Regions from separate parts of the Homo sapiens genome. Here region 1 is linked to region 2. A link is an interaction called in ENCODE POLR2A ChIA-PET data of the cell type or tissue named here. Cell type or tissue: Caco-2. All regions are shown on one strand. Each heading gives the region's core, and the rest is flanking DNA. Links, peaks and the distances in the headings are about the cores only. Region 1 overlaps SVOP (SV2 related protein). Region 2 overlaps SSH1 (slingshot protein phosphatase 1).

The links. Peaks named below come from ENCODE experiments on the same cell type or tissue, not always from the same donor. Only the 100,000 strongest peaks of a DNase experiment are listed, where the experiment ranks them.
Region 1: POLR2A ChIA-PET joins it to region 2 with 5 read pairs; 3 of 35 experiments call an interaction of 5 or more read pairs at or near these places.

The regions. Positions count from the first base shown.
Region 1 is chr12:108,924,319-108,940,379 of GRCh38, forward strand. It overlaps SVOP (SV2 related protein), which reads right to left. Exons shown (of 16, transcript NM_018711.5): 9 at 14,509-14,637; 10 at 12,946-13,019; 11 at 9,877-9,953. It also overlaps the pseudogene RNU6-361P. Among named protein-coding and RNA genes, the nearest start is that of DAO, 52 kb to the left of the region's middle. In Caco-2, for the core only: no CTCF peak of the experiment used is centred there; a DNase peak (open chromatin) is centred at 6,837.
Region 2 is chr12:108,821,668-108,836,256 of GRCh38, forward strand. It overlaps SSH1 (slingshot protein phosphatase 1), which reads right to left. Exons shown (of 15, transcript NM_018984.4): 3 at 1,591-1,694. Among named protein-coding and RNA genes, the nearest start is that of MIR619, 8.0 kb to the right of the region's middle. RefSeq lists enhancers at 320-369, 5,993-6,564, 10,016-10,125. In Caco-2, for the core only: no CTCF peak of the experiment used is centred there; a DNase peak (open chromatin) is centred at 11,884.

The sequences.
Region 1 (16,061 bases), core at 4,767-8,766, 98 kb after region 2:
TTCACACACCCTATCTGAACCAGCCATTTAACAGGCAAGACTCAGAGAGGGTGAGTGTCCCCCAAAGTTGCTCCACCTACACTTTCCCCATCTCAGTTGTGGCATCTCCATCCTTCCAGTTGCTCAGGCAGAAAGCCTTGGAGGTATCCTTGACTATTCTCTTTTATTATACCCTACGGCCAACCCATCAGCTGTTCAACCTTCAAAATATATTAGAATAGGATTGGCCACATCTCATCACTGCTGAGACAGAGCAGGGACCCTGTCTCAGGAGGCTTCTGCCCACCACCCCCAAACATGGAAATAAAGGAAAATCTTGAGTCCCTTCAAGAGAAATACCAGGCACCTAGCTAGCCTTGAGAAGTAACTGAAGAACTTAATAAACAGGAAGGTAAAAATACCTTAAAATAATAGCCACCCAAGAAGGTTAGAGCCACAGGATGTTTGGTTCCCTATAGAAACTAAAGATAACATCTTAACATATGTCCCTGAGTTGGTTTCAGAAACCCAGAATCCACCAGATGGAAAATGCTGACCACCATTGAGTAGACATAATAGATAAGGGAGAACTGAGGACTCAACTCTGACCACTGCCCTTGATTATAAATCTTTTCCTGAGGGGCCTAGAGAGAGTCAGGCCCACAGGCCAAACCTTAACACTCCTTCCTGCTGACCTCAAGTTTTTGAAAAAGCCTTCCTTTTTTTTTTTACCAATTACAAATCAAAGAATCTCTAAGTCCACCTGTAAGGCCCCCTGATCCTCAAGATATCCCAATTTCAGGGTCCAAACCAAGGTATAGTTTCCATGGATTGACCTCTGATTTTGCCTGTAACTTCTACTTTCCTAAAATGTACCCCTGCCTTTAAAAATCCTTGTTTATAAGCCATCCAGGAGGTCGGATCTTCAGTGTGAACTGCTTGTTTCTCCTTGCTTGGCATCCTGCAAATAAACGCCCTCCTTTCTCCTACTGCAAACTTCAGTGTAGATGTTTGGCTTTACCGTGCCGGGGGAGGTTCGGTTCAGTAATACTGCCGCCATCTTGGTCTGAGCCATCGTCAACCATCCTCTCTCATCTGGATTACCAAAATAACCTTCCAACTAGTCTACCTGCTTCTACGCTTGTACTCACTTTCTCCCCTGACCTCTCCACCCAGCCATGGTCTATTTCCAACACGTCAGTCAAAGGGATACTTTTTAAACCTAAGTCAAATCACTGTTATTCCTCTGCCTAAAACTCTGCAATGACCTCCCATGACACATAGAGTAAAAGCCAAAGTCCTTCAAAAATCTTTAAGGCCCTATATTATCTGGCACTTAACACATCCTTGACCCCACCTTCTACTTCTTCCCCTGTTGCTCCACTCACTCTACTCCAGCACACTGGTCTCCTTGCTGTTCCTTTGGCAAGTAAGGCATGCACCTGCCTCAGGATCTTTGCACTGGCTGATCTCTCTTCCTGAATTGCCCTTTATCCCTCCCCATGATGAATTTCCTCACTTCCTTCAAGTCTTTGAATTTCACCTTCTCATTGAGGCCACCCTGACCATCCTATTTAAAACTTAACTCTAACCACTGCCCCTTTATCTGCCCTACATTCCTGACCTTTTTTTTTTTTTTGAGACAGGGTCTCACTTTGTCACCCAGGCTGGAGTGCAGTGGCACAATCACCGCTCACTGCAGCCTTGAATTCCTGGGCTCAAGCAATTTTCCCACCTCAGCCTCCCAAATAGCTGGGACCACAGGCACACACCACCAGGCCCAGCTAATTATTTTGTATTCTTTGTAGAGATAGGAATTTGCCACATTGCCCAGGTTGGTCTCGAACTCCTAGCCTCAAGCAATCCTCCCTCCTCGCCCTCCCAATTGCTGGTATTACAGGTGTGAGCCACCACACCTGGGCTTGTTGCCATCTTTATGTTCATGAGTACCCAATGTTTAGCTCCCACTTATAAGTAAGAACATGTCGTATTTGGTTTTCTGTTCTTGTGCTAATTTGCTTAGGGTAATGGCCTCCAGCTGCCTCCATGCTGCTGCAAAGGACATGATTTTGTTCTTTTTTATGGCTGTGTAGTATTTCATGGTGTACTGGTACCATATTTTCTTAACCCAATCCACAGAAATATGGCATGCTTCATCAATTTGCATGGAATCCTTGTGCAGAGTCCATGCTAATTTTCTCTGTATTGTTCTAATTTTAGTATATGTGCTGCTGAAGTAAGCATGTGTGAAAGACTTTGAAATGGGCAAAAATGTCTTGTAGTTGTACCTTTATAGGTTACCTTCACCTGTCATTGTCTTTGAGCTATGTTGTAGAAAAATGATAGTAATGTAAATGATTCTAGTATTAATACATAGAAATGCAAATAGTGCCTGGTGGTGATGCAGTTGACTGCCCTATACATATTGACCAGTTTTGCCTCTAATTGTAAATTCACTTCAGCATTTCTGATTGCCTGTATATGTGTTTGCTTTGACTTCTCCTTTGAACCAGTTGTACCCTCTTATTTGTGTTAGTAGACAATTCTCTTTGGGTCTCTGACATTTCTGCATGTTTTGAGTAGATGCGCTGACTACCTTTGTTCTGGACTATATTTTCAAGGATATTTGTTTAGCAAACAGCCTTGGAAGAAAGAGAATGTCTCCCCTTGGCTCAAATAGTAGTTTGCTTATGGCTTTCGAAGATAAAATGTCTCTCTCCAGAGCAAAGGACAGGCATGCTTACTGTCTAGTATAAAAGGTTGGGGTTCCCTAAGCTCAGGGATCTTCTCTTGTTACACAACTCAATACTTTTGTTGGTATTGCCTGCCCCTCTTCATGTTACCCTGGGGGATTGGGGGCTTGAGGAACTGGTGTAGGAAAATGCCGATACTCTGGCTACTGCAATTGCTATGAGTAATATGGTCCTTTGTCTCTGACCCAGGAGTGTTGTGTCCTCTGCTAGCACCTGTGGGAGCTGTGAAAGGCTAACTTGTCAGCTTGCAAATAGGTCACACTCAGACTTTAAGTAATTCTTAACTGATTCATTTATTAATTAATGAGTTAATTGAAGTCTGTCATGTATTAATTTTATATTTGTACGAGAGGCATGATTTTACCTTTTGTTTAAAATTTTTCCTTTAACTCATCTATCACCTTGTAATATACTATATAATTTCTCATCATGCTATTGTCTCCCCTTCCCCCCAAATATAAGCCCACAGGGCAGAAATATTTGTCTTTTGTAATTAGAATTCACTGACGTATTCTAATGACAAAGACTCTCTCTCTCTCTTTTTTTTTTTTTTTTTTTGAAAGAGGCTCTCACTCTGTTGCCCAGGCTGGAGCAGGATTGTGCAGTGGCACAATCTTCGCTCACTGCAACCCTCCACACCTGCAGGCTCAAGTGATCCTCCCACTTCAGCCTCCTGAGTAGCTGGGACCACAGGCACACCAAGTCAGGCTACTTTTTTGTACTTTTTATAGAGATGGGGTCTTACCATTTGCCCAGGCTGGTCTTGAACTCCTGAGCTCAAGTGATTCACCTGCCTCAGCCTCCCAAAGTGCTGGGATTAAAGGCATGAGCCACCATGCTCAGCTGACAAAAAACTCTTTTTTTTTTTTTTTTGAGAGAGAGTCTCATACCATCGCCCAGGTTGGAAAGCAGTGGTGCTATATTGGCTCACTGCAACCTCCGCCTCCTGGGTTCAAGCAATTCTCCTGACTTGGCCTCCCGAGTAGCTGGGATTACAGGCACATGCCATCATGCCTGGCTACTTTTTGTATTTTAGTAGAGATGAGTTTCACCATTTTGGCCAGGCTGGTCTCAAACTCCTGACCTCAAGTGGTCCACCTGCCTCAGCCTCCCAAAGTGCTGGGATTACAGGTGTGAGCCACCATGCGCAGCCAACCCCCACACCCCCCTGACCCCCACCATTTTAACCAAACTTTTGTCAGGCTCCTCTGAGTCTTTTTAAAATTTCATCCTCACCCTTGGGCTCTGTCTAGTTTTGACAAGATACTGCTGAATCAGTCTAGCGAAAATGCACACCTTTGATATTTTTGATCCAATTCCTCACCCCCCACCCTTGATTTCTTATCACCCTGGCCTGTGATGGGGTTCAGGACATGCCAACCCTCAAATATGGCACCTTGGCATTTTGAATATTTTAAGTCAAAATAATTGGAGAAACAGCATGTGGAGAAGGGGCCTCTGACCTTCCTTTGCCCCTCACCCCTGAAGCAGGTCATAAAACCCAGACGGATTTTCTGATTTTTTTTTTTTTTTTGAGACAGAACCTCACTCTGTCACCCAGGCTGGAATGCAGTGGTACAATCTCGTCTCACAGCAAGCTCCGCTTCTCAGGCTCAAGCGATCCTCCCAGTTCAGCCTCCCAAGTAGCTGGGAACACAGATGCACGCCACCACACTCGGCTCAGTTTTTGTAGTTTTGATAGAGACAGGGTTTCACCATATTGCCCAGGCTGGTCTCGAACTCCTGAGTTCAAGCAATCTGCCCGCGTCAGCCTCTCAGAGTGCTGGGATTACAGGCATGAACCACCATGCCCGGCCATTTTATGACTTTATTTTGAAGCAAATCATAAAACCCTCAGGTGAGAGGTGCCCTGCCTATACCCAGAGAAAAAGAAAATCCTTATCTCCAAAGACACAGGGACAGAAAAGAATCTGAACAGGCCTTGCTGACTTTCCCCCAGTTTGTTACCACTAGGTCACACTCTTCGTCCTGTCATATTTCTCTACGACTCTCCACTGTTCATCAAATCTGGCACAAAGATACTCAGGCTTAACCATTTCTCCAGGTCTTCCTTTCCTTATGAAGGCTCCTATGCCACATCAAACTTAGATGAAATACGTTCATATGCTTTTCTTAATCTGTCTTTTGTTATAGGGGCCTCAGTCATAAAACCAGGATGAATAGAAGGAAAGATATGCTTCCTCCCCTATACTTGCCTTCAGCAATAGTCCTTTTTAAATATTTATTTATTTAGTTAGTTAGTTAGTTAGTTAGCTAGTTATATTTTTAGAGACAGGGCCTCGCTCTGTTGCCCAGGCTGGAATGCAATGGTGTGATCACACCTCACTGCAGCTTTGACTTCCCCAGGCCCAGACAATCCTCCTGCCTCAGCCTCCTGAGTAGCTGGGACCACAGGCATGCGAATTTTTTCTACATTTTGTAGAAATGGGGTCTCACTATGTTGCCCAGGCTGGTCTTGAACTCCTGAGCATAAGCAATCCTCCCACTTTTGCCTCCCAAGGTGCTGGGATTACGAGTATGAGCCTGGCCCAGCAATAATCCTATCAAGTCGGTTTAACCAGAAACCATCTTATCCTTGACATTTCCTCTTAGTAATTTTCCATCCACTGACTCCCCCACCCTGCTCCCTGGCTATAAATCCCCACTTTGAATACTTGCGTATACAGAAAGGAGCCCAGTTCTATACTGAGGTCTCTCTCCTCCTATTGCAATTGTTACTAAATGAAATTTTCCTTCACTGCTTTCACTTCTGTCCAGCTCTGGCTTTTTTGGACACTGACACATAGACCAGTACCTGGCGTGTAGAAAATACATACTAAGTAAATGACTTGCCCAAAGTGACACAGGTACTTGGTGCTGGAACCCAGGTCTCCTAATTTCCAGCTGTGGGCTTGTTCTACAGTTTTACTTTCCCACCCAGGTATAAGAGAGAGCTTTTCAACAGGGGTTGGCAAACTCTGACCAAATCTGGTCCCTTGCCTGTTTTTTGCCTGACCTATGTGCTAAAAATGTTTTTTTCGAATGATTTTTAGAAATTAAAAGAAGAGGAAATAATGAGGCATAAAAATGACCCAAAATTCAAATTTGCATGGAAACACAAGCAATGCTTGTTCATTTATATTGTTAAAAGAAAGACCTTGGACAAATTAAATGTAACAGAGTTTAATTGAACAAACAGTAAATCGTGAATCAGGCAGCCCCCAAGCCAGAATAGGGTCAGAGACAGACTGGTACTGCCAAGTGTTTAAAGGTTTATGGACAGAAACAGGAAAGTAACAGAAGACGGAAGTGAGATACAGAAATTGCTGGACTGGTTACAGCTCAGTGTTTGCCTTATTTGAATAGAGTTTGAACAGTTGATTGCTTTTTTTTTTTTTTTTTTTTTAGAGAGAATCTCGCTTTGTTGCCCAGGCTGGAGTGCAGTGGCGTCTTCTCGGCTCACTGCAGCCTCAGCCTCCCCAGTTCAAGCAATTCTGCCTCAGCTTCCTGAGTAGCTGGGATTATAGGCATGTGCCACCACACTCAGCTAATTTTTGTATTTTTAGTAGAGATGGGGTTTCGCCGTGTTGGCCAGGCTGGTCCTGAACTCCTGACCTCAGGTGATCCTCCCACCTCGGCTCCCAAAGTCCTGGGATTACAGGCATGAGCCACTACGCCTGGTGAGTTGACTGCTTTTGAGTGGCGGAAATCAGCGATTGGCACAAGAGTAGATTACAGTCTGTTCACACATCCAGTTAGGTTACAGTTCATACAGCTCACTATGTATGGAGAAACTTTAGGCTGAACTTAAAATATGCAAGGAGGCAGCTTTAGGCTGGACTTAATTTAACAATATGCCGTCCACTGTTGTGCTGCTACAAACAACAGAGTTATGTGGCCTGCAAATCCTAAAATATTTACTACCTGACCTTTTATAGAAAAAGATTGCTAACCCCTGTTTTACGACATTCCCCTGAATCCTTAGTTTAAGCATTAGGATGCTTAGCTTAAGCATTCTACTCTTAGGAGAGGCAATCTGTGCTCAGTCAATACCAAACCCTGTGATTGACTCTACAATCAAAGCACATCAGCAGAGCATTTAACACAGACTCTCCCACACCCCCACAGTGAGATGGGACTCCACTACCTCACTCAATCCTTATACCAATAAACAAAACTATTAACTATGATTATAGAGGCCTAATATAAAAGATAATTGGGCAAACCCCGAACACAAGCAGGAACTTGATTCTTTTATCCTCTAACCTGAGTTCAATGCTGAGAATTTAGTGTTATCTTAAAAGTCAGAATGGCTTAAAAGCACAGGCATAAAAAAGCATATAGACTTTTCTTTGCATTTGTTTCTTTTTGTCCAGAGGTTCCCACCTCCAGCTGCACAATAGAATCACATGGAGAGCTTTTAAAACTTACTAATGCTTGAGCTCCACCTGCTCTCCCAAGTCCTGATTAAATGGGTCTGGGCACTGTTTAAAAGCTTCCCGGCTCTGCATGGTGGCTCACGCCTGTAATCCCAGCACCTCGGGAGGCCGAGGTGGGTGGATCACGAGGTCAAGAGATTGAGACCATCCTGGCCAACATGGTGAAACCCCGTCTCTACTAAAAAATACAAAAAATTAGCTGGGCGTGATGGCGGTCGCCTGTAGTCCCAGCTACTCGGGAGGCTGAGGCAGGAGAATAACTTGAACCCGGGAGGTGGAGCTTGCAGTGAGCCGAGATTGCGCCACTGCACTCCAGCCTGGCGACTGAGCGAGACTCCGTCTCAAAAAAAAAAAAAAAAATGCTTCCCGGGTGAGTCTGTTATGTGGCCGTGGTGGAGAGCCAACTTGGTCCTCAAACTTAATGTGCACATTAGAATTATTGCTCAGGATCATATCCATAAAGCTCTGAGTACTATACTTCGTGAGGGCTCTTTAGGGGATTTGCGATGATAATTTTATTTTTTTATTTTTATTTTTTTTACACACACAGAGTCTCGCTCTCACCCAGGCTGGATTGCCGAGGCACAATCATGGCTCACGGCAGCCTGGAACTCATGGGCTCAGGCAGCCCTTCTGCCTCAGCCTCCCAGCTAGTAGCTAGGACTACAGGCACACACCACCATGCCCAGCTAATTTTTTAAATTTTTTGTAGAGACAGGGTCTTGCCATGTTGTCCAGGCTGTTCTTGAACTCCTGGCCTCAAGTGATCCTCCTGCCTCTTCCTCCCAAACCGCTAGGATTATGGGTGTGAGACACCATACCCAGCCATAATTTTAACCTATATTACATTTTCACCTTAAAATACTATTAGGCCCAGGAGATCAAGGCTGCAGTGAGCTATGATCACACCACTGCTCTCCAGCCTGGGTAACAGAGCAAGACCCTGTCTCAAAAAAAAGAAAAAGTAATGCTATTAGAAAAAATTAACTGAGAGGCCATTAGTCTGAGACAGCTCCAGTGTTGTGGGGTCCTAGGCGAGCAAACTGAAATCAGTTAAGAGTAACTTAACTGCAAACCAAAAATGAAATCCTAAGCTCCCAATCTACTGAACGAATCCCTTCTTGGCCAAGGGGACCCCAGAGAAACCTGAAAAACTGAATTCCGGCCATGATGGGAAGGAGGTTCAGACATACCTCCTTCTTATACCCCCTCCCTCTTGGAGTTTAGGCACAGCTGACCAGCATTAACATTAAAACAAAGATCGTAAGACCGACAAAACAGACTCTTCGTGGCAATCAGATACCAAATTCCAACTTGACTCTAGTAGAACATCACTCAACAGACAGCAGACCCTGAGGGAAATCAAAATATTTTACTCCCAAATATAATTCTTTTTTTTTCGTTTTTGAAATGGAATCTCACTCTGTCGCCTAGGCTGGAGTGCAGTGGTGCAATCTCTGCTCACTGCAACCCCCACCTGCTGAGTCCAAGCGATTCTCCTGGCTTAGCCTCCTGAGTAGCTGGGATTACAAGCACATACCACCGCAACCAGCTAATTTTTGTACTTATAGTGTAGACGGGGTTTTGTCATGTTGGCCAGGCTGGTCTCTAACTCCTGGCCTCAGCCTACCTGCCTCGGCCTCCTAAAGTGCTGGGACTACATGCACGAGCCACCACGCCTGGCCTGCAACTTTTCAGCCTCTTTTCTGTGAATAAATAAATAAATAAGTAAATTTAACTAACATGCTATTTCTTTTTGCACCTGTAGTCCCAGCTACTTTGGGGGCTGAAGTAGGAAGATCTCTTGAGCCCAGGAGGTGGAGGCTGCAGTGAGCCATGACTGTGCCACTGCACTCCACCCTGGGTGAAAGAATGAGACCTTGTCTCAAAAATAATAATAATAATAGGCCAGGCACAGTGGCTCACACCTGTAATCCCAGCACTTTGGAAGTCCAAGGCAGTCAGATCATCTGAGGTCAGGAGTTTGAGACCTGCCTGGCCAACACTGCAAAACACCATCTTTACTAAAAAAAATACAAAAATTAGCCAGACATGGTGGTGCCACCTGTAATCCCAGCTACTTGGGAGGCTGAGGCAGGAGGATTGCTTGAACCCAGGAAGCGGAGGCTGCAGTGAGCTGAGATCAAGCCACTGCACTCCAGCCTGGGCGACAGAGCAAGACTCCGTCAAAAATAAAAAATAAAAAAATAATAATAATAAATTTAATAATAATAATTTTGAAAAGGAAGATTCACAGCAAACCATGTGAAGGGGCCTAGTTTACCTGAGCTGGCTGACAAGAAAATCTGCTCTGTTTTAATCCAATAAGGAAAGTCACTTTGAAACAACCCACCTGCTTTTTGTTCCCTGTTTCTGTTTTCTTCAGCTCTTTTCTACTGATTCATAAATCGCTGTCCGCTCAGATAAACTCTTCAAAATTACCTCTGTTTTTCTTTAATGTGCCTTGGTTTATGTTTTAACAGTGCGAACTTCAGAGCCCAAACCCTGACATAAGATGTGGCTCCTCTAAGATTAGCTCCATCGCGACAAGACTGTCCAGGTTTCTACAGAGTGTCTTGGAAACCACAGAAGTAGTACAAGGCCAATCCCTTAAGGGCAGAGCCTGGGGTGGGAGTGTGTGCATGACTGTGTATGTGCCGAGGGTGTGGGAGTAGTTAGCTGGCAAAGACAACCAAGATACTCACTGCCGCAGACATCTCCTGCCTGGAAGAGTTCTGTGGTGAGTAGAACTAACCCGTAGTAAGAGAATGCATTGGAAAACCTGCCAGGAGAAAGCAAGAAAGGTAAAGAAATGATCAGAGGAACACCAGTCCCCTTTCCCTACCCCCTTGGGAAGGGCCAATGTCTACAGCAGCAGGGACCAGTCTTTGGGCTTCACTGGGATTTTGGGGGCTTTACTGGGGACCTTGAGCAAGAAGATGGTAGGTAAAAAAGCATCACGATATGATCAAAGGGAAGTGATCCTGTGTCCTTTGAAAGACCAAGAACTGTCAGAGGTGTTTGAACCAGAGCACCTCCATCTTGAATAGGGGTTGGGTAAATGAAGGCTGAGACCTACTGGGCTGCATTCCCAGATGGTTACGCATTTTAAGTCACAGGATAAGATAGGAGGTCGGCCAAGATACAGATCATAAAGACCTTGCTGATAAAGCAGGTTGCAGTAAAGAAGCCAGCTATGAATCCACCAAAACCAAGATGGCGATGAGAGTGACCTCTGGTCATCCTCACTGCTACACTCCCACCAGTGCCGTTACAGTTTACAAATGCCATGGCAACTTCAGGAAGTTACCCTATATGGTCTAAAAAGGGAAGGCATGAATAATCCACCTCTTGTTTAGCACATCACCAAGAAATAACCATAAAAATGGGCAACCAGGAGCCCTTGGGGCTGCTCTGCCTATGGAGCAGCCATTCTTTTATTCCTTTACTTTCTTAATAAAGTTGCTTTCACATTACTCTATAGACTGGTCTTGAATTATTTCTTGCATGAAATCCAAAAACCCTCTCTTGGGGTCTGAATCAGGACACCTTTCTGGTAACAGAACTATGCTATACAAGAGACACAACACCTCCAAGGCTGTCTACCCAACTGGCAATAGGGGAAAAATGGGACCAACCTCTGGAAGAAAACAGCCCCATTAATATCTTTTAGGGCTCTGGGTCAATTGCGTCAACTTGGACATGTGATTTTCGAATTTCAGAGCAGAATGACACCGTTTATTAATTCCTGGCTGACCCAGAAATTAGAATACTCAAGTTTGCAAGACCGGAACCTTCTCATCCAGTAGAATAGTTATATGAAAACTCAGTCATAATCAGAAGCCAGTGATTCATTTCCTTAGGTTTCAATGTGTGCAAGCAAATGTAGTGGCTTTCATAATGCACTAAAATTAGTCTCTAATTAATTGCTTCAGTATTCAAGGAGCGTTGGCCCAACCAAATTACATGTGCTCAAAGGTGGGTATTCTCAACTCTGATGCCCCACCATCCTTTTAAAAAATTCTGCAGGCTCACTGAGTTAATTGAGCTCTTAGGAATTCGGGGCAGAGCTAGAGTCCGTTCTGTATATTATCAAAGCTTTTTTCTCCTCTTCCCTGTAATTGACCACCTTGGGGACACTTCCCTGTTAATTAGCACCTTTGCTAAATGGTGAATAGAAAAATGAGAACTGGTTAAAATAGAACATAAAGCCTTAAGCCAGGCCAATTTTGTTCACTATTAATGCTGTGTACATGAATTGGTGCAAAGAGACTTGAAAGATGACTGCAGCTCCAATTCATTGTGGAGTTTAAGGTGATTACACTCTCCAAATACCACCCCCAACCCACACCTTCTGTCTCCACTCCCTTCCATGGGTATTATTTAAGAAAAAGTCCAACAGGATCAGAACTGGAACTTAAAAGGATGCCCATGTTGACCAAATCAGTGGTTCCCAAAATACGTGCCACATGCCACCCCTGTGGTACCCAAGGGGCAATGTGGGCTACAGGGAAGACACTGACATAGTATAAATACACACACACACACACACACACACACACACATGTATTTTTGAGACAGAGTCTCACTCTGTTGCCCAGGCTGGAGTGCAGGGGAGCAATGTCGGCTCACTGCAGCTTCTGTCTCCCGGGTTCAAGTGGTTCTCATCCCCCAGCCTCCCAAGTAGCTGGGACTACAGGTGCCCACCACCATGCCTGGCTAATTTTTGTATTTTAGTAGAGATAGGATTATGCCATGTTGGCCAGGCTGATCTCGAACTCCTGACCTCAGGTGATCCACCTGCCTCAGCCTCCCACAGTGCTGGGATTACAGGCATGAGACACCACACCAGCCCATATAGCAGAAATATTTAATCGTATTGTGAAAGAAAAATTACTTTTTAAGTTTACTTTCAATCCTTTCAATCCTTTTAAATTATATCCCAGTCTCACTTATGTGCTAATGAGTCCTTAACACCTCCCCTCTCCCATCTCTTTTTGTTTTGAGACAGGGTCTCACTCTGTTGCCCAGGCTGGAGTACAGTGGCATGATCACAGCTCATTGCAGCCTCAACCTCCTGGGCTCAAGTGATCCTCCCACCTCAGCCTCCTGAGTAGCTGGGACCACAGGTGCATGCCTCCACACCCAGCTAATTTAAACATTTTTTGTAGAGACAGGGTTTTACCGTGTTGCCCAGCCTGGTCTCAAACTGCTGGCCTCGAGAGATATTCCCACCTTGACCTTACCAAAGTGTTGGGATTATGGGCATGAGCCACCATGCCCAGCCAGCCTTCTTATCTCTTAAATACAGAGGCTCACTGCCTCTGCAAACCTCCGTCTAGTTACTTTTGCTGATATTTCTCTTTAAGAGTGCCTTCTATCTGTGACTTGCAATTAAGGTGTTTTCTTTTAAAGTAGAGTTATAAGCCTGGTTCAGCGGCTTACAACTGTAATCCCAGAATTTGGGGAGGCTGAGGAGGGAGGATTGCTTGAGTTCAGGAGTTCAAGGCTGCAGTAAGCTAGGAGAGCGCCACTGCACTCCAGCCTGCACGGTGATTAAAAGCAGTCAAGTTAAAGAAAAAGATGAAGGAAATGATAGTACGTACAGATGATAACCTGGATATGACGGAAATCAGGAGGATGATGTTCGAACTACTGAAATTTGCAAACGCTGCCTGAAATCAAAGTGCTATCTGTCCATTGCATTAAAACAAAACCCAAAACAGGGCACAGGGAGTGGAAAGGGGTCAAAGTGGTCAACAAACAGCTCTTACCATATAAACCACAGCAGCAAAGTTGTCCATCTAAAATGGGGTGTGAAAAGGTCCCTCATTTTGCCTCGGTCTTCCTGTTTCAAAACAAGGACATAGTGTTTATTCTCTCCCCTACAGATGCACGGGAGATGGGCTGGTGGCCTGAGACTAGTGCACACCAGGCTGGGAGGAAGGTTTCTAGTAAGTAGGACACTGGAGCTCTGAGAACCCAGGTCTCAAATCTACAGGACGCAGCCTCCCAGCCCCTCCAGCCAGAACCCAGCCATGTCCAGGGGCATGATCCCCACAGGATGGATCTCACGCCCTCCAACCTGGAAACCTGGACTTGGGAAGCAGATCCCTCCTTCCTGGCCCCTCAGACCTCAGCACAGATCCAAGGACACAGCAAGCAGAAAACCAGTCCAAAGCATGTCCAGCCATTTCACACACACACATGTGCCTTCCCCAGTTCTAGGTCTAGGTGGCAACAGTTAATGTGCTGAGAAACTAATTCACCAAAGGCCAATTTACCAAAAGATTGATTAGCTAAATGACCGATTGGCCAATTTTACATAATTCACAAATTTATCAAACTTTGCTTTACGATGTTCTTTAAAAAATATATGCTATGGCCAGGTGTGGTGGTTCGTGCCTGTAATCCCAGCACTTTGGGAGGCCGGGGCAGGTTGATCACTTGAAGCCAGGAGTTCGAGACCAGCCTGGCTTTCCCTCATCCATGGAAGGGATCTCTCCCCAAAGGCAACCAAATAGGCTTCTGCACCTCTTGAGGAATCCATCCTGCTCTGCCCCTGTAGATTTGGGGCAGGTCCCCTGGACTCTATGTTGTCAGACCAAACACCTCCTTCCAACTTGGTGAAATGCCATTCAGTTCTTCTTGCATAATATAAAAAGAATCAGAAATATAACTTTATTTTAAAAGGTAATTTCTTTATAGGATCTGATGTCTGCTTAAGGTATTTGTCATGTTTCTTCAATCGGCTTGGATGGTTCTTGAGGGCAGGGACTGCAGCCTTAAATCCGAATCTTTTCTCCCCATGTGTGCAATGCTGGTGCCTACATATACTAGGTGCTCATTAAGTTTCACCGTGGTGGACTCCCTGATGGTGTTACCAGCGGAGTGAGGCACCATTCATTAAGAACACCTACACAGGGTGCGGTTTGATCCCCTAGATCTAAGCACACTCCTTCCTGATATGGTTTTATTGCACAGCTTTTGCCAATCAGTCTCATTCGCTAGTCAGACTTCATCTGTGCTGAAAGGCGAAACCAAAGCAGGAGCAGTTACAGGACCCATTAGCAGAGGTTACTTTTCTCTAATCACTGGTGAAATTCTCCAGGAAGCATTTTTAGAACTTGGAAGTGAAAATACAGATTGGAGTTGCCAAATTACCCTTGCAGGTCCTGTCTACTGGGCCCTCATCTGCTCCATGTGCACGCACACACCCCACCTTGGGTACACATACCCACATGTGTCCTCGCATGCATGCCCTACTCCATATGCACACACTCCCCTGCATGCACCCCGATACGCACATTGCAGAGTCTATTGGTCCAGGCACTGACCTGTCTGGAGATGATGAGTTTCCCCAGCGGCATGGGAGCTCCGTTTTCAGTTGCTATCCTCTTTAAGGTGGCGATTGCCTTTTCCTGGTTCCCTGACAGCACATCATACCTTGCACTTTCAGGCAGCCACTGGGATGGGGGAGACAGGAAACCCAGGCGTGGCTGGTTAGGGTGGAACAGAGCACTCGCTTCTAGCCACACAGTGTTGCATGTGGGGTCTTTAAGAGTGGGGGCTCTGGAGCCAGAGAGCTGACTTCAAATCCTGGCCCCACCATTTATTATGTTGGTTGTGTGACCCTGTACAATTACTTGACTTCTCTGTGCTTTCATTTCCTTCTCCATAAAATGTGAATGATAAGAGATCCTACCTCTTAGGGCTCTTAAGAGGATTAAACAGGATAATACAGGCAAGGTGCCTAGTGCAGTGCCTGGTATGGGTTAATGCAGTTATTATTATTGTCACGGTTGCTATTACTATTATTTGGGGCTGTTTTCAGAGTTCCAGGTGAGGGCTGAATTAAATTAAGATCACTGTCAGAAATCTCACCCCCATTGTTCAAGGAATTACACCTCACCTGTATTCAGCATCATCTTGCAAACTCAGTTCAAGAGAAAGAAAGAAATCAGAAAGATTTTTAGGCCAATGGAAGTCCCAACCCCAAATGACTACATACATACATTTCTGTAAAAATGGAGCAACAGCTGTTTGAAACAGCAGGTATACTGGAGAAAAGACTAGGAGTTAGAAGATCTGATTTAGAGTTCTTTTGTCTACTTGCTGTAGGCCCTTTAACAAGTCAATTAGCCCCTCTGGGCTTCAGTTTTCTCATCAATAAAAAGAGGATATAGCAGAGAGTGCAAATGCCCACCAACATTCTGTTTCCTTTTTCATAGCGCAAAGTTGTCCTTAGATGTGGCTGCCCAGACAGGGACTACATTTCCCAGCTCCCTTTGCATCTAGGTGGGACCAAGTGACTTGTGTTCACCAATGGCATATGAGCAGACTATTCCTGGCCAAGGTATTTAAGAAGTGACTGTGCAGTCTCCACTTGCCTTTTGCAAGTCTGTTGTCTGTATGTAGAAGACTTCAAAGCCCTAGAGGATGGCAGAGCCACCAGCTGGACAAAAACTGGGCCCAGAATTCCACTTGCCAACCAGAAAAGTCATTCTGAACTATTGTGTTAGTGAGAGAGAAGCTCCTATCGTGCTGTTACTGAACTTGTGGGCTTTATTTGTTTCAGCAGCTGGTATCACCCTGACTAATATAGGGGTTCATTATAGTCCTGTGATTATTGGGAGGAATAAATATGATAATGCATGGAGCACAGAGCCTGCCACACAGTTAAGCTTAATAATTATTAATACTTATTATCATTACCAGGAATTTTTGTGGTATTTACCGTACATGAGAACTACCCATCTCTAGGCTTATTTTAGTGCCTACTGGCTGTAAAGTGTTTCAAGCATGTGCCCATGAAATGATGAGTATGTGGCAAGATCTCAGTAGAGGGTGTGGTTTATGCACAGATGAGATGAAGAGATCATTTAAACTC
Region 2 (14,589 bases), core at 9,727-13,726:
CCTGGCTTCAAAACAAATACTATTTCCACAAACCACACTGCCTCCTTGTACAGGACAGTTATTTTCTTTGCTTAAAACAGACCTAAATATCATCAACATCAGTATGTGAAAATACTGACTGAGCCTTGGTGTTTGCTATAAATTGCATGGTGTAGAATTCTAACCTGAGCACTCAGATCTAAAATGAAGCTGAATGACTTGAGGTTAAACAAACAAAATGTTCACAAGAAAACTGGCCACAATAGCTGGTTGGTTTCACCTGCTGCTGTTCTGAAAGGTAAAGGCCTTCTCAGCTCACAGACATTCAATTATGCACTGCCTCTCCAAGAAATGCCCTGAGATGCTGTCCACCTACGACAAAGATCCACTTACATGCAAGCACTTTTTCCTCTTTCTTTCTTTTTGAGATAGGGTCCTTTTCTTTTGTCACCCAGGCTGGAGTGCAGTGGCGCAATCGTGGCTCACTGAGCAACACAGTGAGCAACATAGTGAGACCTCATTTACATACACACCCACAAAAAACTAGCTGGCTGTGGTGACACATCAGCCTCGACCTCCTGGGCTCAAGCAATCCTCCCACCTCAGCCCCCAACCTTGCTGGGATTACAGGCATGCGCCACCACGCCCAGCTAATTTTTGTATTTTTTGCAGAGATAGGGTTTCACTGTGTTGTTCGGGTTAGTCTGGAACTCCTGGGTTCAAGCGAGATCTGCCCACCTTGGCCTCCCAAATCCTGGAATTACAGGCAAGAGCCACCGTGCCTGGCCATAAGTGTGTTTTGTTGTTATTGTTTTTAAGAAACAGAGTCTCTCTCTGTCACCCAGGCTGGAGTGCAGTGGCGTGATCCTAGCTTGCTGCAGCCTCAAACTCCTGGGCTCAAGCGATCCTCCCAACTCAGCCTCCCAAAGCACTGGGATTACAGGTGTGAGATACCATGCAGGGCCACGCAAGCATTTCTTGAATTCCTCTTTCTAACTGCCTTCAGCTCTGAGTCAAGTCTCCTAAGAAAACCAGTCTTACTACTTAGTAGGCACTTCTTATTTAAACTCAGTTTGATCCTCACCCTATTACTTCTGTCTACTTCCTAAAAACAAACTATTACAGAATCAAGACTTCCTACTACAGTGTCTATCTCAGAGTTGGAGCCAAAGGCCCTTCAAGAAATTCTCCAAATGAGTGTTTTTCAAATGCTTGGAGAAATCCATCCCAAGATTAGGTATACAGCACTCCAGATGGTTATTTTCAAGTGGACGACATCTGGCTATAATTCATTTTGGTGCATTTGTTAAAAAGTCAGGCTGTAACTTACAGCCTGCAATTAACTGATAAACTACAGAGAGGAAATCTTTGCATCCCAGCAGGATGCTGCTGACCTTACTCCTGACGCAGACAGACATGACATAAAAGGTTGGAAAATGTGCGTGGTCTGCTCAAGAGAGAGCATCTGAGCCTCTGCCTGCACTGGTCACTGCAAACCTGCGTCCACTATGTCTAAGGCCTTCAAACTCAGCAACATCACCAACAATGGAAGTTTCCTCTGCTGTCCAGAAAAGAAGCTCCAATGTAAGAGTATCAACTTAGAGCCCTCACCTGCATGCTTGTGGGGGTGCTGAAGACTCCGCTGGCCTTGAGGGCTGCTTCCCTGTTGTAAGAAGAGGGCTGCGCCTTTCACCATGAAAAAGCTCTCACTTAAGCTGGGAAGGATAAGACCAGAGCACAGTTAGACCGGAATTCAGACAGGAAAATGGACAAAGAATTACTGCAGGGGAAAAAGCTTTAGCGTGGACAAATGGCATGTAAAATGCAAATAGGATGAAACTGCTTTTATAATAATTCCACGTAGTACTTTTCTCAAACCTTGCTTTTGCTAAAAGCTTGCTGCTGGAGAATTTTCGTGACAAAATAATGCTTCTGTGACAACACCCAAAGTTCTACATAGGCTCTCCAGGGCCCCTTTCTGCAGAATACTGGACAGGGATCTCACTGTCATATAACATTTTCTTCTTTCTTTTTTTTTTGAGACGCAGTTTCACTCTGTCATCCAGGCTGGAGTACAGTGGTGTGATCTCAACTCACTGCAACCTCTGCCTCCTGGGTTCAAGCGATTCTCATGTCTCAGCCTCCCCAGAAGCTGAGATTACAGGCATGTGCCACCATGGCCAGCTAATTATTGTATTATTAGTAGAGACATGGTTTTACCATGTTGGCCAGGCTGGTCTCAAACTCCTGACCTCCAGCAATCTGCCTGCTTAGGCCTCCTGGAGTGCTGTGATTACAGGCGTGACCACGCCCAGCCATAACATTTTCTAAGAAAAGAGAACAACTCCCTGATTAGGAGAGGGCAGTCTACTTTGTGAATTCTCATGCTCTTGCTGTTGATCTCTGCTTCTAACTCTCTGGCTTTTAACAACTCCATTGTTTCTTGGTGACTTCCCTTGATGGAATACAAGATGAAATTACACTTTCACTAGTTGTTTGCATTTTAAGAAAAGTGGGGAGGGGCCGGGTGGCTCAAGCCTGTAATCCCAGCATTTTGGGAGGCCAAGGCAGTGGATCACTTGAGGTCAGGAGTTCGAGACCAGTCTGGCCAACATGGTGAAACCCTGTCTCTACTAAAAATGCAAAAATTAGCCAGGCGTGGTGGCACATGCCTGTAATCCCAGCTACTCAGAAGGCTGAGGCACAAGAATCGCTTACTTGAGCCCCAGGGACGGAGGTTGGAGTGAGCCAAGATCGCACCACGCACCACTGCACTCCAGCCTGGGCGACAGAGCAAGACTGTGTCTCAAAAAAAAAAAAAGAAAGAAAGAAAGAAAGAAAAAAGTGGGTGGATACTGACTTGTGATTTAACTTAGTCAAGGTTGTCCTGTCCACTATTCTTGAGGAAAACCTCAAGTTGGCCCAATGAATTTCTCAGCAGAATGAATCTTTGGCCTTTGTTATTTTAGCTAGCAATAACATTTATAACTACCTATAACTTTAAAAATTACAATTAAAAAATGTTTATTTGGGAGGCTGGGGTGGAAGGATCATTTGAGCCCAGGAGTTCGAGACCAGCCTGGGCAACGTTGTGAGACCCCGTCGTACATCAAAAGTTTTTATTTTTAATTTCACTTTCATGACTTGGCTATCAAGTCTGGCTTTTGCAAAAATTAAGACATAAGAAAAGAATGCTTCAGCTATGAATTACTATCAATTGTTCAAAAATACCATCAACTCTCAAAATTATGCATAAAATACACCAAAATTATTAACAACGGCTTTGCGGGAGGTGGGGGAGGAGGAGGAATAGATTATCTTCTAGTATTTTCCAAATGTTCTATATTAAACATATATTAACCTTTAAAACATCTACTTTTGTTTGATTCTCAAAATAATATAAAACACTACTATATAATTTAAAAAGAACATTCTAATCTTAATAATTTCATAAAAGGAGGTCACAGTTCAAATTGTAGGCAACTATAAAAATTTCGCTCTTGAACAACCAATGAACATATACATGATTTGAAGGAAAAATCCCTAAGAAAAAGCAGTCTTCTAATTAAAGAGAACCTTGAAATTAAGTAAATCAATTCCTGACAGAAAGACGAAGATGTTTTCTGTAATACAAGAAAGCAAGATCACCTTTGCCCCAGACATCTAATGTTAGTAGTTAAACGTTCGAATTCTGGAATAAAAAACTCAGCAAAGTCTAAAGTATGACTCTGGGTGCCAAGAAAATGCCACAGGAACTAGCATTTCCAATCAGCAGCTCCTGAGATCAGGAAGACTGTTATGTTCTATGATATAAAGTCCACAATAAAATCTGTTAGTTTTTCTGGTTAAATGCTCATGCTAAAAATAGTGACTGCTCAAATATTAAGTAAGAAGACTTAGTTTTGCCTTCTTGTTCAGTCCTCTGAATTCCAGGCAATTGGTTTTCGATATCTTGTGACACCAATACTTGACATCTAACAGCATTTTGTCCACTACTGCAGATGCACTGCCGAGTCATCCTTTCCACCCTCTCACAGGCATATATTTGTGCTGCAAGGTTCAAGTGTTGAGGAGCTCAGGATTATAAATAACGAAAGAAACGAGAAGCAGCCTTTCTTTGCTGTCTCACCCTCACTCATAGGAAGTAAAAAGCTCTTTAGCATCCATCTGGCCGATCTCATTTCACAGGCTGCAGAATCACCTAACCCTTTCCACCTGCAAAGCTTGTCACTCTCTCCTTCCTTAGAATCTCACAGCTGAGTATGTTTTCAGAACTGTTCTTAGACACAGATCATTTACTATTTATTCTCATCAAAATCTGAAACAGCTATGCGAGAGGTTCCAAACTCATGAAACCTAAAACAACCATCAGTTCATCGAAGCAGCTGGGAAAATCTTTTCGAGACAACATCAACTGCTTTTGTTCATGAGATTAAAAAAAAAAAATTCATACTGACCAGAAACCCAAGCACGCTGGAAACAGCCAACCATTAACGATGACCTTTGCCTTGGAAACCATGAGCAAAAATTCCCCTTGGTTTCCCTTATATTTCCTTTGGAAAAAAAAAGGAACAATGCAACAGACTAGGCTGGTTTCACTCTGTGATCACTTACAAGGCCAGCTGTTCCTCCTCCATGTTCCTACACTGATAAGAATCAGGGACTCCTGCTCTACGCATGAAGTCAGGATGGCATTGATTGGGGCCCTGGAACACTCTGCCTCTGTTCCCCCACGACAATCAAGTAACAGGCATTTACTGTAAAAAGCAAGACTGGAAGCTGCAGGGAAGCCCAAGTAGCAGCGCATTATCCCGAAGCTGTGAGATCACCCTGCGTCCTGCAAATACAGTCAGGAGATACAGCCAGAGGAAACCGCACGACATGACTCTCCGGGTGGGGGGTGGGGTGGGAGGCCGCAGAGCATGGTCAGTCACAGGATTTATGAAAACAAGATGCAGAAAGTCTCTGTGACCCGGCTTCCTGGCTTCTCTTCTGAGCTCACTCTGGGCCCAGAGCCTCATGCGCCCTCTGCGTGGCTGACCTGAATACTGTATCTGACGACTGCAGCTTCTGATGCCCAGAGGCACAGGCTCCCGATTCATCAGACCCTCAAAGTGTCCCACTGGGGAAGTCCATGAAGAAATCCACATTGGTGATGGCACGCTCACTTTACCAGGTGTCTGGGGCCAGGAAGCCCAAACCCACAAGCCATCCATCCCAGCCACCCAGAAGTCACTCTTCTCACAAAAGATCTGAGTGTCCTAAAAGGAGTGACTAAAGTTACAAAAGGTCAGACGCAGACAGACAAAACGGAAATGTCTTCCTCCACCGCTGTAAGAAAAATCTTGATGAGGGATAAAAAAAAAAAAAGCCGCTGCCCTCTCTACCCGCCAACTGGAATGTTTTTATCTCCACCACACAGATCTGTTCTCGGACACTGATTACTGCCATTCGGGAAGCTTCATAAGATTAAAGTTTCTCCAAAGCATTGAAGACAGACAAAAAACCTCAATCAATGCTCCTCAAAAAACCCCAGGCCCCCAAAATATAAACAGCCAGTGTCATCCAGAAACCAAGCCATGGCAGGAAACCAGTAATCAGGGTGGTCATACGTACTAATTTGAGCTGGAAACCTCTGGACAGCAGAAGCAGTGGGTTGGCTGAAGGAAGATGCAGAAGTCGGTAAAATAAAAGAGGTTCGTGGCTGCAGTGCTCACATCTCTAACGCTCCCTACAACTGCCCTCCGAGCTCTGGCCATCTGCTCCCTATGGAGATCAGGAAAAGCCAGGAGGCTGCCGAGTGCTTCCACGAGGGCTGGGGAGCCAACTCCTCCTCAGAGTCCTACCCGAAAAGCAAATGGCTCTTGTGGAACTCTTGTCTTCCTCTGATATTTTGGCTGAAAAAGGCCCTTGTCCCAGCACATCCTGATGAAAGAGGGCCATTCAGCAAAACAGCTGAGGTTCCTCTAATCACTGCACTCCTACGGGCTTTTCTGTAGGCCGGAGAAACAAGCACCGGGGTGTGCATTCGACATTGTGAGGGCAAACAACTGGCCCCAAGGAACCAACCCCAAGCAACAAGACCCCCTTCCGATTCAAATCAACATTCTGAAGGATGACTCTTTCTTTCAAATCAGCATCCATTTACCCAACGGTGACGGTGACGTGGGCAGCTGCCGCAGTTAGTTATTCTGCGTACTCAAAGCACGGTTACATCCTGAAAATTCTTCAGTCATGCTAACAGCTATCTGAGGGGACACGCCAGGTAGAGGGGACCACATGCACACCTATGAGGAGCTCTGGGATACGCACGGTGCCCAAGGCAGGTCAGGCTGCAAAGGTCCTAAAGGTTGGAGGTGTGATCCCAAACCCTCCAGGCACAAGCCAGCCAAGAGCTGTGTTTTTAGCGTTTCTTTCAGTGAGAGAAATAAGTTCAGGATGTGAATAACCATGACGCAGGAGAGAATGGAATAAGTACCCTAAGAAAGGGGCTCGGCTAGGGTTTACAAGAGGGAGGAGGGAGCATTTAACTGGTGACTTCTGGAACAATTCCTGAAGGAAGCAGCACTGAGTAGGGGCTTCTCTTCCCTCGGCTCACAAGTGACCAAGCGATCCTCCCTACGGATTAAGTGAAACACACATTACCATGATTCTGGTTTTGCAGGTGAGGAAACCCCAGCTTGCCTAGGAGCACATATCTCTACAAGATGGGGCTGGACTCACATCTATCTGCCCCACGCCCACCTGCTTAACCCCTGTTAAGCAGCTGTTCTACTCATCCAGAATGAAAATCAGAGCCATTATGCTGCGGTCACATCCGCTCATGCCTGCCCAGGTGCCTAATGGCAAAGCCACTAAGGCACTGAGAAGTCAGAATGTGGATCACATCTTCCGTCCTTCTTCCCAGTGTGTGAATGCATCATGCGTGGGAAAGAGAGAGAAGGAACCATTCAAGCAAACAGAACTCCAGGAAGACGAGACTGTGCCGGGGTTCTTCCATCTGCCCAAGTAGAAATCAGAAGGGCAGGGGACCCACAGCCTTATCCTACCCACCACTGCCGTCATAGTTGGGGGACAGGACACATCCTTTGGCCCTTCTGCACTGCATAGAGGCTAAGGAGTTCTGTAAACCACACAGCCACGCTGACCAAGAAGTCGCTTTCAAGGTAAGTTTCTCATCAACAGGACTATTATTTACTGAGGATCTCCCATGTGGCCAAGGCTGTAGGAGGTACTTAGCTACGCCACGTCATTGAACTCTGGCAGTTCTGCAGGGTAAGGTATTTTCTCCATATGACAAACGAAGGAAGCCCGTCAACAATTCCAAAATAGAATCACCAGGGATAGCATGGACAACGCCCATGGTGACTGCCGCGCTTTAAGGTTTAAGAAAAGTAAAAACTGGGGGTGATGACTCATTCCTGTAATCCCAGCACTTTGGGAGGCTGAGATGGGTGGATCATTTGAGGTCAGGAGTTCGAGACTAGCATGGTCAACATGGCAAAACCCTGTCTCTACTAAAAATACAAAAATTAGCCAGGTGTGGTGGTGCATGCCTGTAATCCCAGCTACTCAGGAGGCTGAGGCAGAGAATCACTTGAACCCAGGAGGCGGAGGTTGCAGTGAGCCAAGATCGCACCACTGTACTCCAGCCTGGGCGACAAAGTGAGACACTGTCTTGGGCAGGGGCGGTGGGGAACAAAAGTAAAAACAATGGTCTGGGAATTCATATTTCTGGGTTCCAATTTACATTCTACCATATATACTCTGATTAACCCCTAGAATTAACCCCTAGAATTCCTTACAGGGTTCTGTTCATTCATCCAAACAGGCAAACATTTGCAGAGCATGGAGCACAGGGTAAGCCAAGCCAGCCCAAGCTCTGATAAGGGCAAAGACAGCCATCCTCTTTAAGGAATGGGTATATGTGCTGGTGATCTGGGTGTCTGCCCTGCTGCATAGAAACAGCATTTCTTGAAGAACAAAAATAGTAGGTATAGAAACATCACAGTATGGAATATCCAAACACCCCTGAATTCCAACTCTGGTCATACATTGAAACAACCTATCAAACTCCTAAAACACATTCATGCCCAGGTCCAGCCTCAGCAGAGTCTAATTCGGAAGGTCTGTGATGAGTCCTGGGCATCTACTTTTTTAAAAAGTTCCAGGGAGCTGGGCATGGTAGCTCATGCCTGTAATCACAGCACTTTGGGAGGTCAAAGTGGGAGAATCAGTTGACCCCTGGAGTTCAAGATTAACCTGGGCAACGTAACAAGATCCCATCTCTACAAAAAAATAAAAATAAAATTAGCTAGGCTTGGTGGTGTGTGCCTGTAGTCCCAGCTGCTCAGGAGGCTGAGGTGGGAGAATCACTTGAGCCTGGTGAGGTCAAGGCTACAGTGAGCTGTGACCACACCACTGCACTCCAACCTGGGAGACAGATCTTGTCTCCAGAAAGTTCCAGGGGGTGCTTCTGATGCACAGCCAAGTTTTAAAAACCTCAGAATCAAATAACATCATGGCCAGGCATGGTGGCTCACGCCTGTAATCCTGGCACTTTGGGAGGCCAAGGTGGGTGGATCACTTGAGGTCAGGAGTTCAAGACCAGCCTGGAAAACATGGTGAAACCCAGTCTTTACTAAAAATACAAAAATTAGCTGAGCGTGGTGACGCACACTTGTAGTCCCAGCTTCTTGGGAAGCTGAGGCACGAGAATCACTTGTACCCTGGAGGTCGAGGCTGCACTGAGTGGAGATTGTGATCCTGGAGTCCCCACTGCACTCCAGCCTGGATGAGAGTGAGACTGTCTCAAAAACAAACACACAAACAAACAACATCAGAAGACACAGAGAAAACAGTCTTCTCCATGGGCTTCATAAAGATACCTCTCACATAGGTACACGTCGATGTTTTCTGCTGGTAAAAGGTAACACCAACAAAAAGGCATGGTGCTCTCAGAAGGTGGGTGATGTGATTAGGTGCAATAAAGGGAGGTCATGCTAGGGTCAAAAACAAAATAATACTCTCTTTGGAAGCAGTAAAACAGATGCTAGTCTTCTACTACACACTTTCAGAGACCTGAATGTTCTTCTGGCCCTCTAAGGGAGACGCTGCATCATGACAATACGAAATGATGACAGTGAAAGCAAAAACAGATCAGACCTGTGCTGTGTGAAACAGACATGGGGTCTCGCTATGTTGCCCAGGCTGGTCTCCAACTCCTGAGCTCAAGCGATTGTTCCGCCTTGGCCTCCCAAAGTGCTGGGGTGACAGCTGTGAGCCACCGAGACCAACCTCAGATCAGACCTTTGACAAACTCTGCTGTGGACAAAGCATTCTGGTGAATGTCAACTCATCTGATCTTCACAAAACCGTGTGGAAGACCAGACAGGCATTATTACACTAATTTATGCCTAAGGAAACAGGGAGTTAAATAGTACAAATTTAGGATTTCTGATGCTGTATCTCGAAAAAAAAGTAGAGAATATGAGCCTGAAGAAGAGGCCCTGTAAAGGGTCCCAGATTGATGGGACAGGCTGAGACAAACGGAATCACTTTTCCCTGGATAGAACTAACCCTCAATGGTACCCCACTCTGCATGGTGATTACTGAGGGGACTGTCAATTGTCCAGCGAACTTGATGGTAATTCTAGGAGAAAAAGGAACTAATGTAATGCTGTCAGCATAGAAAGATGGGTGCCAACGAGCATTCCAAAAAGGAGGCTCTGTTAATTCGGTTTCGATCAACAAGTATTTGCTGAGTGTCTATTGTGTCCGGTCAGTGCTAAGGCCTGAGAATTTAGAAGTGAAACAGACCCGGTTTCCACCCATGCCACAGACCACTCCACACCTGGTCTGGAGTGACACTGGAGGGCCAGGCAGGCACAGGACAGTAACTTCGATATAAGGCAGCAAGTTCCACGGTGGAAGGAGGTGGAAGGTGCAGATGCACGTACACACAGGGGTTCAGGGAGGCCTCCCTGGAAGAAATGAAGCCTGCGAGGCCCTGAAGGATCAGTAAACAGAGAGGCATAAGGGGCAGGAGAGTAAGATGATTATGCTACATGTACCTTATTGTGAACCCAGGAGGATTTGGCCTCTGTCATAAAAGGCCCCCCTGTGGGTTCATAAACCTCAATTTACAAATTGTGCTTTATATATCAGTTCCTTATAAGTTTGGTTAGCGTAAATTGGTTTCTTAGAACTTGATCATCCCTGAGTGAACTCACAAATTCAAGTTTCAGAATGTGCAAACCTAAGAAACAAACCTCATGCTTGTGGTTGAGACATCGCACTGTCAACATCACAAATTCTCAGCACCTGAATGCCTGGTATACTATCAACATATATTGTTTTAAATATGTAAATAATAGCTTTCTAGTTATAGAGAGTTTGTCCCTACATTTTTCCACTTAATTTTTACAATCCCATTCCCCTGATGAAACAACCCCAGCCTGGGCAACATGGCAAAATCCTGCCTCTACAAAAAATACAAAAATTAGCTGGGTGTGGTGGCGTGCACCTGCAGTCCCGGGTATTTGGGAGGCTGAAGTGGGAGAATCACTTGAGCCCGGGAGGCAGAGGTTGCAGTGAGCCAAGATTGTACCGCTGCACTCCAGCCTGGGAGACAGAGGGAGACTCTGTCCCACCCACCCCCGCCTCCCAAAAGAAAAGAAAAGAAAGAAAAGAAAATGAAACCACCAAGACTGGGAGAAGATAAATGACTTGTCTGTGGTCATCTGGCTAATAAGAGGTAGAATGGGGCTGAAAAAGTTCGGTGCTCTTCCTGAAGAATCCATAGGTCAGAAAGCAGCACCATCTGACCTGCAGCAATAGCAGCAACGTGGAAAGCTAATCAACTGACCTCAAAACCACTCTCAGTGAGGCTCTGGATGGATTCAGAACCCCAGGCCTAGCAAAGTGAAGTTGATAAAGATGTAAAGGAGATCGAAAATTCACCATTTGGAGAGAGATTAGCTAAAGACTGCAGGTCGGATGGAAAATTCTTTCCATGGTTCTCCCACAGGTTCTTCCCTCATTTGGAACTCGTGTTTAAAAGTCACAAAGACCCTGAGTTGGGCCAAGGTCTCGTTCTTCTTCACTGTGGGCCTTGCAGTGCAACATGGCAGGGCCTCGTTCCAAATGTCACTCTTCAGAGCCTAAGAAAACAAGTAACTTTAGGGACACACCTGTCAACCGGAGCTCCCAAATTGTACCCCCCTAAACACATAATGCTGAGCATAGAAAAATTCCAGCTCTGCAGAGCGTTATACTTAGGGAAAGGGGTCACAGACAAGGAATGCTGGCAGGGCTCATTACAAATATCTTTGCTGCTGGAACATGTATTGTTTGGCTAGAAGGCGTAGGCTTCTCTCAGAGAGAAGGAATGTCCAAAAGTATTTCAGACAGTAAGAGACATTCTCTGAGCCAGCTACACAGCTCTCCTTCAAACCAACGGGTAGCGGCAAGCAGCTGAACTGACCAGCGAGCTCGCAAAAGCAAGCTTTTTTTTTTTTTTCTCCCTAAATAAGACAGCAAGTGATGTGTCTTGGCTTGGTTTAGCAAATTTTAAGATAGTTCCCTGATGACCCCAAGAGCCCTCAGGCCCCATGGAAGCTGGAGCTAATGCATCTTCCTCCAAGCATCATCTGCTCTACCAGGATCTAAGCCCCTTCACGAGGGCAGAAGGTATAAAGGCTGCACTGTGCGGGAAATGCTATGGCAGCAAAGACAGCCAAACACGCCAGAAATAACAGGCACATGAAGGAAATGTTTCTGAGACAGCTCAAAAATTCCGAGAAGAGATTATCCCGACTGTCCCAGGTTCTCAGCCCTGTCTATGGTATGCAGCCCCATACCACAGTCATTTGTCACCGAGTCCTAACTTTGTCAGAGGCCCCTCCTTTCAGGTCTCTCAGGCACCACCCAGTTCTGGCCCTCCTCACCCCCGTGAGCCAGGCGACATCCAAGCAGCCCCACGGTGCACCCGGCTCTGTGCTGCATTCTCTGAATGTCCCTGAAGGCCAGGGCTGTTGTATTCTCTACCCACTCTCTGTCTAGTATGGGAGCCACTGGCCAGATGTGTTGACTGAACACTTAAGATGCAGTAAGTGTGACCAAGAAACTGGGTTTGTCATTTTATTTCATTTTAGTTAATTTAAATTTAAGTTTAATTAGCTACATGAGGCTATCAGCTGTGGTATAGGACAGCAGAGCTCCGGAAGCTTTTGGCCTGGTGAGAAGAATCAGGACAAGCGCCTCCCTGGCCTCTCGCCCACTCTGCACAGCCGCTAACCATTGCTCTCATGACATTCTTTCCCAGCCCCAGAACTTTTAGCCATGTGACATCATCTATTGATTAGAGTCCAAACTTCTTGTGCTAACTCTCTATGGGTTGCCACAATTAGCCATTGTATGTCGTTAACCTAAATTTCATTCATCTGCTATGTCCTGACCTTAGGGGCTTAGAATATAGTTAGAAAACAGTATTTCAGAATAAAAAACCATTCTTGTATTACCTCTCGCACTATTCCCCCTGTTCTCCATGCTTCGCATTCTCTGTTCTATCCCCAGCTATAGCACTGTCCCCATAAAGCCTACTGTGGTTCTCGGCTCATGGTGTCCTTCCTCCCATCTGCCTCCCGACGTCATGCCTGTCTTCCAGTGTTTATGCCTTCTCCAGGAAGCTTTCTCTTGTGGCCCTCGCTGTGAGCTATAGCTCCTCCCTTTCAACATCTTCTAGCACCTCCTCTTACTGTGCAGGTGAGGACACTGAGGCTTAAGGGTTAAGTCACTTGCTCAAGGTCACATACAGTCGGTCCTCTGTATCCGCGGGTTCCTCATCAGTGGATTCAACCAACTACAGACAGAAAATACAGTATTTGAGGGATGCTGAACTCTTTGAATTAGTGGGTTCTGCGGGTGCTTAAGCATCCATGGATTTTGTTATCCTCGGCAAAGGCGGGGGTCCTGAAACCAATCCCCTTGGATACTGAAGGAAAGACCACCCTTAGTGATAGGAACCTAGGAACCCAAGTTCCCTCATTTCCAAATCGTGTTCCCTGACCCACTTATTTACTAACTAGTGGTGAAGCCATCTTCCTGCCAGTATATTTTAACTTCACAATGGGATGTGAGGGCCAGGATGCACATGCTTTTTAAATCTCCCTCTGTGCTTGACATACAGTAGATTGAAAGTAAGTGCTGGTAGATACACTGGCCAAGCTGTGCTCTTCTCTGAAGTCAGTATTCCAGGAGTAACTCACCCTGGTCATCTCTGTGCCCTGGGCACACTGGGCACTCCCCACACACAGGTTGAACCTGGCAAATAAGACTCACAGCATCATGCCACGTGCGAGTTAAAGCCACCTGGAGGTCAGGTCAGGTCTTCCTGACAACTGAGTGCTTCAAATAACACAACAGCAGCTAAGTTCCCCACATCACCTTGAGTGTCTGGAGAGCTAGGCCTATGACTTCTCTGTCTCAGGATCCCTCTCAGTGCCCAGAAAACAGTGGACATCAATAAATGTAACACCAATAACATCTTCGTTGAGCGCTATGCTAAGCACATCAGGTATGTTAACTCATTTATTCCCCAGTGTCCATCTCTCAGTGTTTTATACATACGGGAACTGAGGCTCAATTAGCCGAGCGTGGTGTCGTGCTCCTGTAATCCCAGCTATTGGGAGGCACAAGAATCACTCGAACCCAGGAGATGGAGGTTGCAGTGAGCCGAGATTGTGCCACAGCACTGCAACAGAGTAAGACTCCGTCTTAAAAAAACAAAAAAACAGAAAACAAAACAAACAAACACTGAGGCTCAGGGAGGTTAAGTCACCTGCCCAAGTTCATGAGACCAAGGAGCCGGGAAGCAGGAAGGGGAAGGCAGGAGTGTAACTCTGAAACCTCTGCTCTTAGGCACTGGCTTTCAGCTGAACTGATACCTCTGGAAAACAGTCTCAAAAAAGTCCACTTCTCCTCCCAACAATTCAGACCTAAAAACCATTTGGCGGGGAAGGGCAGGGCAAGCTTCTGAGTTGGGGAGGGGGTGTGGGATCCCAAGCTGAGGTGTCTGTTGGCAAGCAGGGTGCAAAGGGCATCTGTGCAGGGAGGGGGCTGCAAGGGAGACAGAGACTGCTCACAGGCAAGGAATGAAATATTAAACATTAATGTTAATATTAATATTTATAATTAATATATTTATGATATATAGCATATATACATATTATATTAATTAATTATAACTATATTAATATAATTAATTATAACTATATTAATATAATCAATTATAACTATATTAATATAATCGATTATAACTATATTAATATAATCGATTATAACTATATTAATATAATCGATTATAACTATATTAATATAATCGATTATATTAATATTAATATAATCAATATTAACAAATATATACTATATAATATAAATAATACCTAAGTTTATATAATATGCATAATGTTAATATTTATTAATATTTCAGGGACAATGGGAGTCATGAATATGGAGAGACAAAACTAGAATGAACCCCAAGGTGCTGCATCAGAATTGAAGGTACCAGTCTGAACTCATAGTTTTCAACCTATTGAAATAAATATAGAT